2 separate regions of the Homo sapiens genome follow, and region 2 is linked to region 1. Evidence: chromatin contacts called from ENCODE Hi-C or POLR2A ChIA-PET data. All regions are on one chromosome and are shown on one strand. Each heading gives the region's core, a stretch centred on a gene start or an enhancer-like site at or near the end of the contact. The rest is flanking DNA. Distances are from core to core; before and after follow the strand shown.

Evidence for each region. Hi-C counts contacts between places; a loop is a spot of excess contacts on that map. ChIA-PET counts read pairs that join two places held with the same protein, here RNA polymerase II (POLR2A). Pooled maps may share reads with other maps.
Region 2: a pooled map shows a loop between it and region 1 (2.2-fold over the local background). The contact joins two enhancer-like sites. A Hi-C loop is called at or near these places in 2 of 37 single-sample maps with no recorded cell type and 6 of 50 pooled maps. POLR2A ChIA-PET finds 5 or more read pairs at or near these places in 3 of 52 experiments (GM10248, GM12878 and OCI-LY7).

What each region holds. Positions count from the first base shown.
Region 1 is chr15:85,440,346-85,445,372 of GRCh38, forward strand. The region is part of intron 1 of AKAP13 (A-kinase anchoring protein 13); the gene reads left to right. Among named protein-coding and RNA genes, the nearest start is that of AKAP13, 62 kb to the left of the region's middle. RefSeq lists an enhancer at 409-598. Within about 2 kb of position 2,831, at least 8 of the 41 ENCODE cell types and tissues checked have a DNase peak (open chromatin) inside an H3K27ac peak, as active enhancers do; they include GM12878 and OCI-LY7, where a contact is called at or near this core.
Region 2 is chr15:85,689,220-85,694,244 of GRCh38, forward strand. It overlaps AKAP13 (A-kinase anchoring protein 13), which reads left to right. Exons shown (of 37, transcript NM_007200.5): 17 at 4,058-4,232. Among named protein-coding and RNA genes, the nearest start is that of LINC02883, 67 kb to the right of the region's middle. RefSeq lists enhancers at 2,281-2,330, 2,481-2,570, 3,511-3,560, 4,001-4,050. Within about 2 kb of position 2,477, at least 13 of the 41 ENCODE cell types and tissues checked have a DNase peak (open chromatin) inside an H3K27ac peak, as active enhancers do; they include GM12878 and OCI-LY7, where a contact is called at or near this core.

The DNA.
Region 1 (5,027 bases), core at 1,581-4,080:
TAATTTAAATTTCCCTTTTCCTGGAATTTATTCATGTGTTCTGAAATGCTGCTGTTATTGTAACTTACTGACTGTATTGTAAATTCATGGATTTTATCTGGGAGGATCTTGACTTTGATACTGAAGAGCTGATGCAAAATCTTAAACAGGCCGATGAAAAAGAGCTTGTCAAATAGATAAAGGAGCTTTCTTCTTTCTATATTCATCAGTAAAAAATGTTCTGTCTAGGATTTGCATAGATGACTCTTTTCAAAATCAGTTTTCACCTGAGGTCATTCAGGTACCTAAAAGGGAGGGGAGTATCTAAACAGTGACAAAGTTGTCAACAGGGCGTTGCATCAAGTTCTCTTACACACTTTCCTTTTTGCTATGAAAGCTGCTTTCTCAGAGCCATCCAGTTACTCTTGTCATATATGCAGTTTGAAGAAGTTTACTTCTGCCTCTTTTTTCTCACCTCTACCAAGGTAATGATGACCATTTAGAAGCCAAGGATTAATTTTGGGAATGGCTTAGTGTGGTGGAAATTTTTAAAAAAATTCTGCAGTGGCTTAAATAGTGCAAGTAGATTTCACTGTAGGGACTGATATAGCAGTTATAAGAGCCCACGGTTTGAAAGCAAGAGAAACTCTAAAAAAACAAAACAAAACAAACTGATGTCATTGGTGTCATTCGAAGGTTTACACATTTCTGTTCACTTGAGGTCTTTTTTGTAATTATGTTTTCACATATGTAGATACCTAGGAGTGGAATTGCTGGGTAACACTGTTTTCCAAAGTGGCTATACATTTTACAGTTCCTCCAGCAATATATGAGGGCTTCAGTTTTCCACACATTTTGCCAATACTTGGTATTTTTAATCTTTTTTTTAATGGCCGTTCTGGTGGGTGTGTATTGATAATGACCAATAATGTTAAGCTTTTTTTTACTGTTCATATTTGCCATTTGTTTATTTTCTTTGGTCAAGTGTCTGTTCAAACCTTTTGCCTATTAAAAAAATTTACTGTTTTTGTATTGAGTTATAAGAGTTCTTTATATATCCTGGATATAGGCCCTTTATTAGTTTATATAATTGGTAAATATTTTTTCCTAGTCTCTGACGTAGAGTCTTGTCTTTTAATTTTCTTGATGGTGTCTTTTGAAGAGGAAAAGTTTTTAATTTTGATGAAATCTAGTGTATCATGTTTTCTTTTATGGATCATACATTTGTTGTCATATATCTAAGGGATCTTTGCCTTAGCCAAGATCACAAAGATTTTCTCTTATGTTTTCTTGTAGATATTTCATAGTTTATTTTGTAAGTTTGTATCTGTGATCCATATTTGGGTTTATTTTTGTGTATGGTGTAAGCTAGGGTATAAGTTCATTTTTTGCATGTGGATATTTGCTTGTTCTGGTGCCATTTATTGACAAGTCTCTTAAAAGTTTTTTTTTTCTGTTAAACTGTATTACTGCAGTAAATAGTCTTACATATGCTGTGAACACACGCCTTCATTTTCTGACTGAATTGGGAGAAGAGGGAGGAAAGGAGTTTGTCTTGGGTCTTGGCCTTATTGTAGGGAGCTTTTCTATCATAGTTCACTTTGCTTTATTCTGCCCTTTAAGAAGATATTCACAGTCTTTGGGAACAACGAATAGAGTTCTGGTCAATTTGGCTTTAGTTAAGAAGGTGACTCTGTTATCCTCTCCCTAGGGATGATTATGAAATCTTATTTTGCACAGTTAGGGCTGGGTAAGCCTAGGATAGTACAAGCTATTGGACAGAACATTTGTTAAAAATATTTTTAGGCTGGGCGCGGTGGCTCATGCCTGTAATCCCAGCGCTTTGGGAGGCTGAGGTGGGCGGATCACGAGGTCAGGAGTTCGAGACCAGCCTGGCCAGCATGGTGAAACCCCGTCTCTACTAAAAATACAAAAATTAGCTGGGCATGGTGGCAGGTGCCTGTAATCCCAGCTACTCAGGAGGCTGAGGCAGGAGAATTGCTTGAACCCAGGAGGCGGAGGTTGCAGTGAGCCGAGATCGTGCCACTGCACTCCAGCCTGGGTGATAGAGCAAGATTCTGTCTCAAAAAAAAAAAAAAATATATATATATATAATATAAAATATACATATATAATATACATAATATATATTATATAATATATATAATATATATTATATTATATATAATATATATTATATTATATATAATATATATTATATATATATTTATTTCTAGCATGAGAATGATGAAACTCTTCTTAAAACATTTTATTTTCTTTTTCCAAATAGTTGTTTCTAACTATAAAACTAAAACATGTTTATTACAGAAACGTTTGGAAATTACCACAAGTATGAAGAAAAAACTTTCTTCCCCTATCATTGCCATCCTGATTTTGGCTCAGCAACACTTTTAATTTTGTGCAATTGAAATAGGGACTCTGGACCACTTAGTTTCTTGGAATAATTTTTGGATCTACTGAAGGATTCAGGCCTTTTAAAAAATATTTCTCTTGAGAAGGGAAAAGGATGGGAACTCACATTTGATGAGCATCTATTGTGAGCTAGGCCTTGTATCCCAGAAAGCTCTGTGAAGCATTAAAATTACATTAAAATAGCATGAAAAATTTGTTTCCTCTCTTCATCCTCCCTAACTCCCTGCTTTTTTTAGGCTTGGGTTAAATAATTTGCCCAGTGTCACTCAGCTAGTATGTGGTAGGTTTGAAAAGTTGGGGAAAACTTAAGTATCATTCAGTTAAAATTGTTAACCTGTGTCTTATTTCATGGTTTAAGAAAGATAGTTCTCCCCCCACCCCCCAACACAGTTTTCTGGCTTCTGTGGTCTTCCTTTTATTTTCTATCAGATTTAGAAGTCCCAAGATCCCCTTATGTCCTACTCAAATTAAGACTTGTTTCTCTTCTCCTTTCTGTATTGTGCTTTCAACTCTGAGGCCCTGTTTTAGCTTTGGTGTTTATTAGCTGAATAAAAAGATAAAGTGAGAGAGCTTAGAGTTTTAATAGGGAACATTTCTTGAATTGGATTGATTTCATCATCAATTTTACTTTCTTAAGTATTAACTAATTACTAGCTGTGGATTCCCAGGCAAGTCCACTCACTTTCTTCATCTGTAAAATGAACTACCTACTCAGCAAGGATCCTTCTGTGGTGTATCAGCATTCCTTATTATTATTATTTGTTTTTGTTAGTAGAACCATGAAATAAATTTCTGGCGATATGGGCACAGAGTATTTGCAGTTGTAACACAATGGTAAGTATCTATATCTAAACATAGAAAAGGTACAGTATAAATACAGCATTATAATCTTATGTGACCGACTGCTGTCTTATATGCGGTTCGTGGTTGACTGGAAAGTCATTTTGTGGTACATGACTGTATTTGCATTTGTGTCAGTGGGTAAAAAGCACTGGTTTCATGTAAAAAAAAAAAAGTGTGTGTGTGTGTGTGTGTGTGTAGGGTATTTGTGATTCTGGAGCCTGATTTTTCCTTCTTCATTTAGGAGGTATTTATGACTGTCAAGGCTACTTGACTGCCAGAACTTGCCATTGATGTGCTCACTTCATCAAATGGCATAGCTTATTCTAATCTGTTGTTTATTTTGTTGCCATAGTAACCTTTTTGAAAACAGAAAGGTGGTTGATATGTTTGTACAGGAATTCAGGGCCTTTCCCCTGATTGACATCTGCTGGCAGGAATTTTTATCCTAGTGATTCGGGCTAAGGCTTGGGGCTATAATGAGTACAAAGGGAGGTGGGATATTTGGACAGTTTGAAGCAGACTTCTTTATATTAATCCACTCTATTAATTGCTAAATTATTTTATTTAGTGATTTAGGGCTTTCCACTCGAGCCAGCTACTTGTTATATGAATTATATTTATTCCTGACAGGTGTTATGCTTGGGTTCAACATTTAGAACTCAGGCTAGAGTGGAGCACGTTGCTGCTACCTCAGGCTTATTCAGACAGACAAAATAGAAAACAATGAAAGGTGGCCCCTTCCAGATTTCACCTTAGTACATTTGGACTAGTGAACTAGGATGAGCAATAAAAGGTAGTTGAGGAGGTGTGGAAATGAAATCCTAAAGGCAATAAAAAGTAAAATGTTTTCACATCTCTTATTCTAGTGCCAGTGAACCTTTGACTTGGTTGCAGAACGAATCTACATGGGAGCAAGCAGTTGTTTAGAGTAAAATCTTTGCACAGATGTCTTTTCCCTTTTCACATGTTAGAAAAATTGGGAAGAAAATCTGTAAGTGAAATGCCAAAAAACTCAATGTAATCTTTTTAGAATGTCTAAGATGGACTACAGAATCAGTCTTAATCTTTTTCAGAAGACATGGCCACAGAGGCTTTTGTGGGAAGGGGATTGTAATTTAGTTAAAATTTAGTGAAGTCAACACCAGGACTCTAGCAGCCCTTCCTGGTGAATTAATTTTGTTCTTTGTGTCCTTAAGCTTTCCTTTTTGGACCTCTTACTTCCTGGAGGCTTTCTCTCCTAGCCCCTTTGCCTTTGGGTATTCTGTTACCACAAAAGGAGTTAACTCTTCATATGGTACAATCATCATAGCTGTTTTGAAATCTGTTTTTTAGCTGAGGGAATTAAGGCGGAAAGAAGTTGCAAAGGGGTCATGCATGTTGCTTTTCCATTTACTGTATTCTCTTAAAGTATATAATACTTTAAATGAACTGTTCCCTTCTTTTCCCTCACCTTCCATATGCTTATTCAGTCAAAAAGCCCTTATCCTCTGATCTCTGATAAGTACTGGGAAACTATCTGATCAAAAAAACCTATGATCAAAACAGTTCTTTGGAATGAATGTCCTTATCTGTGTTTAAAAGATGCTGGATAACTCTTGTGAACATTCAGTTAGTACAGTTTGTGGGCATTGTTTTGAGGCCCCTACAATACCAAAGAAAATGGTCAGCAACTTGGCACCTTACCACTGAAAGGGGCTTCATCTCTGAATTTGCATTTCGAGAGCTCACAGTGGGAGTTACAGGCTTTGATGGTATCACTGGTAGCCCAGAGA
Region 2 (5,025 bases), core at 1,227-3,726, 250 kb after region 1:
TCCTAGGTCCTGTGGTCTGTATAAAAAAGAGCTGTACCCATAGGCCTTTCAGAAGTGCCTCCTAGAGTAGTGTTTACAAAGACTTAATTTTAAATGTAATTCTCATTCCTTCTTTGATTAAAGATCTGTAACATGACAGTTGTTTGATCATATCATGTTTTCACAGTTGTCCAGAGTGTTCTTTTTATTGTAATTACATGTATAAAGGGGTATTTTTGGAAAAGTGAAGAATCACCTTTGATAGTGTCCTAGTGCAGTTGTTACCTGCATCTATCCCTGTTAAATACCGTTAGCCTGTTTCTCCAGCACACAGCTAAAGCATTTTGCCAGTTGTTAAACATGGAAAAGTCAAACTTCAGAAAATAACTAGTCACCACTTTACACCAGGCAACTTCACTGAAAAGTTTTCTTATGAAACTCACTGCATTTTACAAAATGAGGAGTCTATTTTAAAATAGGTAAGATGTGTTCCTTAACTTCCCGTGTAAAAACTTGGCCTCAAACCTTGCTAGAGTTCTTATATTGCTGCTTAAGCACTGTCCACACACACTGTTTTTGGGGGGAGTGAGGTCTCGTTTCATTTCCTGTATCCTTTGTAACAAGGGTTGTTGGCTTTAGCAGCAGCATTCAAACAGTTAAGACTGTCTTAAGGAAACAAGCAGCCTCAGCCCTCCCTCCTTCCCTTTCTCAGCCAGTCTCTGGCTTCCTCTTACGATTTCACTAATGGCAGCTCAAAGCTGCTGAGCTCTGCCCTGACGGCATGCGCCCCCGCTTCTGTGAGAGCACGCTTCCTGGCATGGGGGTCGAATCATGTCGATAAAATGGGCTCGGTTTCATGAAGTACCCCACATAACAGTGAGATTCATAGGACCAAAGCATGGGGAGGTAAGAGCCTGACTTCTTTAAAGCACTAAATTCTAGTAAACACAGAAAGAGCCAGTGGAGTTGGTTGTTTTGTTTTGTTTCCATCCTGGGAAGAACTAATTTGGATTGTTGCAAAGGGAAGCTATTTCTTATTTATTCAGGTTTGAAGAGCATTGCAAGGCTTGAGAGGATAAGCTGGTTGCCATAAAAAGATTTTTTAAACGATTGAAGTATAATTTAACTTTCCTGAGCAAAAAAATCAGATGCTTTTCCATTTAACATTTTATGCATGGAAAAACCTTTAGCAAAATTTAGTTAAAAGAAAGAAATTATTTGAAAAAACCCAAATTTAGTTGTTGATTATTACTAAAGTTTTATGTACTTTAGTGATTACCAATTTTCACTCAGAACAGCTTCCTGTTTTGTAAAGTGAAGGAGTTTTTCTCCCTTCCTCTCTCATTATTTTTTATAGTTCAAAAGTGTAGTAATTTGGCTCTTAGATGTTCATTATATGTATTTGATTAACAAAAGACTTCACATGAATCATAGATCTAGCAATTATTTACCATTTCATTACAGTGGTTGGGTTCTGAACAGAAAGTCAGAAGACCTGGGTTCCCATTTTGACTGTGCTGATCATCTGTTGTGTGACCTTTTGCAAGTCAACCAACCTCTCCAGTCCCTGGCAGCATAGTGCAGTGTATGAGAGCTGAGCTTTACAGTCAGCCAGATCTGAATCTTAATTTCAGCTTGAGCAGTTATTGGCGTGTGGCCTCAAATGCATTATTAAACATCTCTAAGCTTCAATCTCTTCAGATGTAAAATGGAGATAATACCTAGTATTATCATTGGGTTGTTGTGAGAAAATACATGTAAATTGCTTACTACAGTGCTTAGCACGTAGTAACTGTTCAGATTTTTAGCTGTTATTTATTATCTTTATCCTCTACGTTGTAAAATGGGAAGCATAATGCTCACCCTGCCCACTTCAGAGTTATTGAGTCAGACGAAATGATGTATGTAGAAGACATTGATTCAAAATGTTAAGGCATTTAGTAGTTGTCATGATCACTGACTTGGGACACCCATTTTCCTGGAATTTTTTTAGGACATAACAATGGTATTGACAATAGGTAAAACCTCTTACCTTGTGAATGGTAGGTCTTTGTAGTCCAGTTGGTTTGAAAGGAAATTATTTCATTGATACTGATAAGCCAGCCAAGTACTCTGCCAAACAGTGCTTCTAAAGGACCTTTTATGGAGAGCATGGTTATATCCCCATGGTCCTGGCCTCCTAAGGATGGTGTCCACCTGAAATGTCCCTGACTGCTTTAGATATTTCATTAAGGACCCACCACTCATCAGTAGTTCTTCAAGTTTTCAGTGTTTGAATTCCTTTCCGTTCCTCTTCATGACTGTGTAAGCTTTGACAACAGCCTCTCTTAGATTGAGGCTTGATGTCATATGAGTCCTCTGCTTTCAGTCTGTCTCTAGAACATTTCTGACATTCCTGCAGTATTCTTAAGGTGACATGGCCAACTTAATCTGGCACTTAGAGCTCCTGACTCTCAGCCCAGTGCCCCCACTGTTCACCCAGTCTCATGTCTCATTTGCTGGTGTCCCCTGTGCTTTGTACCTAGCCCGGTTTTGGCCTGCTCAGTAAGTAGAAGCACCTGGGCAGTGGCTGGGCACACAGGAAGCACAAGATGAGTATCAGTTTCTGTTGCCACTCTGACAAGTGAGGGAAGACCACAGGAAAGAAAGGAGCTTCACAAAAGAGGTCAGAGAGCACGGCGTAGGAAGCTTATCTTTCCAACCTAGGGACACTGCCTGCTTTTCCTGCCTTCCTGCACCCCTAGGTACTCAGGGTAGAGGAGTGAGCTACTAAGCCTTGGGACTTCCTTTCCCTGGAACCCCATTTTTTTAAAGGAAGTGACCCTGTTGGTATCTAGCTTGAGGAACAACAAAGGTGGTTTTTGAGAAAAATTATTAACAAGGCTCCTTCCTGTCATCCGTGCATTCTCCTATCCTCCCTGCCCTGCACCGTTGTCCTTTAGCCACTCCCCAATTTCTTCTATCTTCCCTGCTCACATCAAAACTTCCTTTCCCTTACTGCAAGCAATACCTTTCTGTGTTGGCTTAGGAGAATAATGAGCTAATGAAACTCATTTCCAGTAAATTATGAGTAATTAATAATATTGCTAAGCATTATTGTGTATTCACTGTGTGCCAGGCACTGTGCAAAATGCTTTAGAAATGTATTATCTCACCTAATTGTCATATGTTTTAAAAAACATATGAGATGGGTACTTTTGTGATTACTCCCATTTGACAAATGAGAAAACTAAGGCTCAGAGAAATAATTTACCTAGGGTCACGCTATTACTGAGTAGTAGTAGTGGTGGTGGTGGTGATGGTGGTGGTGGTGGTGGTGGCAGTAGTGGTAGTAGTGGTAGTAGTACCTGAATCTGAACCGAGGTCTGGTACCATCGTCCGTATTCTTAACCACTGTACGGTTTTCCAGCCTCCCCTTCTTATCAGTCTCCTCTTGCCGGTTTGAAAATTAGGGCAAAGTTAATATTTACAAACCTTAAAATTCTAATTAGCAGAAACTGAAAATGTATATGTGGGGCATATTTAATATTTCTAACTAGAGTAAAGGAGGAGACTTTATACATACTCCGTCACTTAGGGATATGCAATTGATGTGAGAAAGAGAGGAGCCTCGGTAATTTTTCATGCCACCCAGGCATCTTTTTTTCCCTCAGGCTGATCCCAGAATTGCTGCCACCCTTTTTTCTGCCCTCTGCCTAAAGCTGGCCCTAAACCCATGACTCTCTTCCTGTGTGGACTGTGCTGTAGCTTGCTGAGGAAGGGCTGTACTGAGGTGTCAGAAGCCTCCTTGCAGTGCTGGTCCTTGGGTATTGTGTCTGTTGGTAGAAGTAACCAATGAATAAGCCACTGCCAGAACTGTTCCGCCTGCCCAGTTTTCGTGTGAATTTTCTAATGTAGCTTGCGTGCCAACGCCTTAATTTAAAAAAACAAAACAAAACACTTTGCCCAGAACTTTGTTTCTCACTCCTTTCCAAAATAGTCACCAGCTGTTGTTAACCACATGCCATCTGGGTGCCCAGGTAAGGAGAAAGCCCTCCAGTGTTCAATTAACTGTGGATTATTTTCTTTTCTTCGGCAGGAAAAGGAAAAAGAAAAAGATAAGATTAAGGAGAAGGAGAAAGATTCTAAAGACAAGGAGAAAGATAAGAAGACTGTCAACGGGCACACTTTCAGTTCCATTCCTGTTGTGGGTCCCATCAGCTGTAGCCAGTGTATGAAGCCCTTCACCAACAAAGATGCCTATACTTGTGCAAGTAAGAGACATGCTTCTTCCTCTCGTAAGATGGAACTCTCTTGGCTCAAGAAAGCTCATTTCTTGTTTCCTGTCCCCACTCATTATCTGTTCCTCATTTATGTGGAGAAGTAACCCTTTTTATATCTTTCTTTAGACATGATAAAAGAAAGAAATTCTAGATGTATAACATACAGCCTATATTTTTTTCAGACAGCCCCAATTTCAAATACAGTCAAGTTAAGATGGTTCAGCCTAGCTTTTTAACTTTACAGTGGTTCAAAAGCAATACACGTTCAGTAGAAACTGTACTTTGAGTGCTGGTACACTCATTTCGTTTTTCACATTTAGTGCAGTATTCAATAAATTACATGAGATAGTCAACACTTTATCATAAAACTGGCTTTGTGCTAGATAATTTTGGCCAACTATAGTCTAATGTAAGTGTTTTGAGCATGTTTAAGATAGGCCAGGCTAAACTATGATGTCCAGAAGGTTAGGTGTATTTAAATGCATTTTTGACTTAATAGTATTTTCAATTTACCATGGGTTTATGTGGATGTAGCCTCATTGAAAGGATGAGGAGCATCTGCACTCTGTTCTATGATCTCTAAACCACTGCACGTTTTAAAAGTCTGTGTCAGCATCAAAATTATCCATAACCCCAAACCCTAAAGCTACTCAGTGGTCTTCTGTTAGATCATATGTGCTCATTTTTATTCTATTACTTTGGTATATGCTTCAGCCATTACCAACATTAAGCCATAGTGACGGCCAAGGGAGAGCACCTCCGTGCTCAGGGACATTCTGTGCTG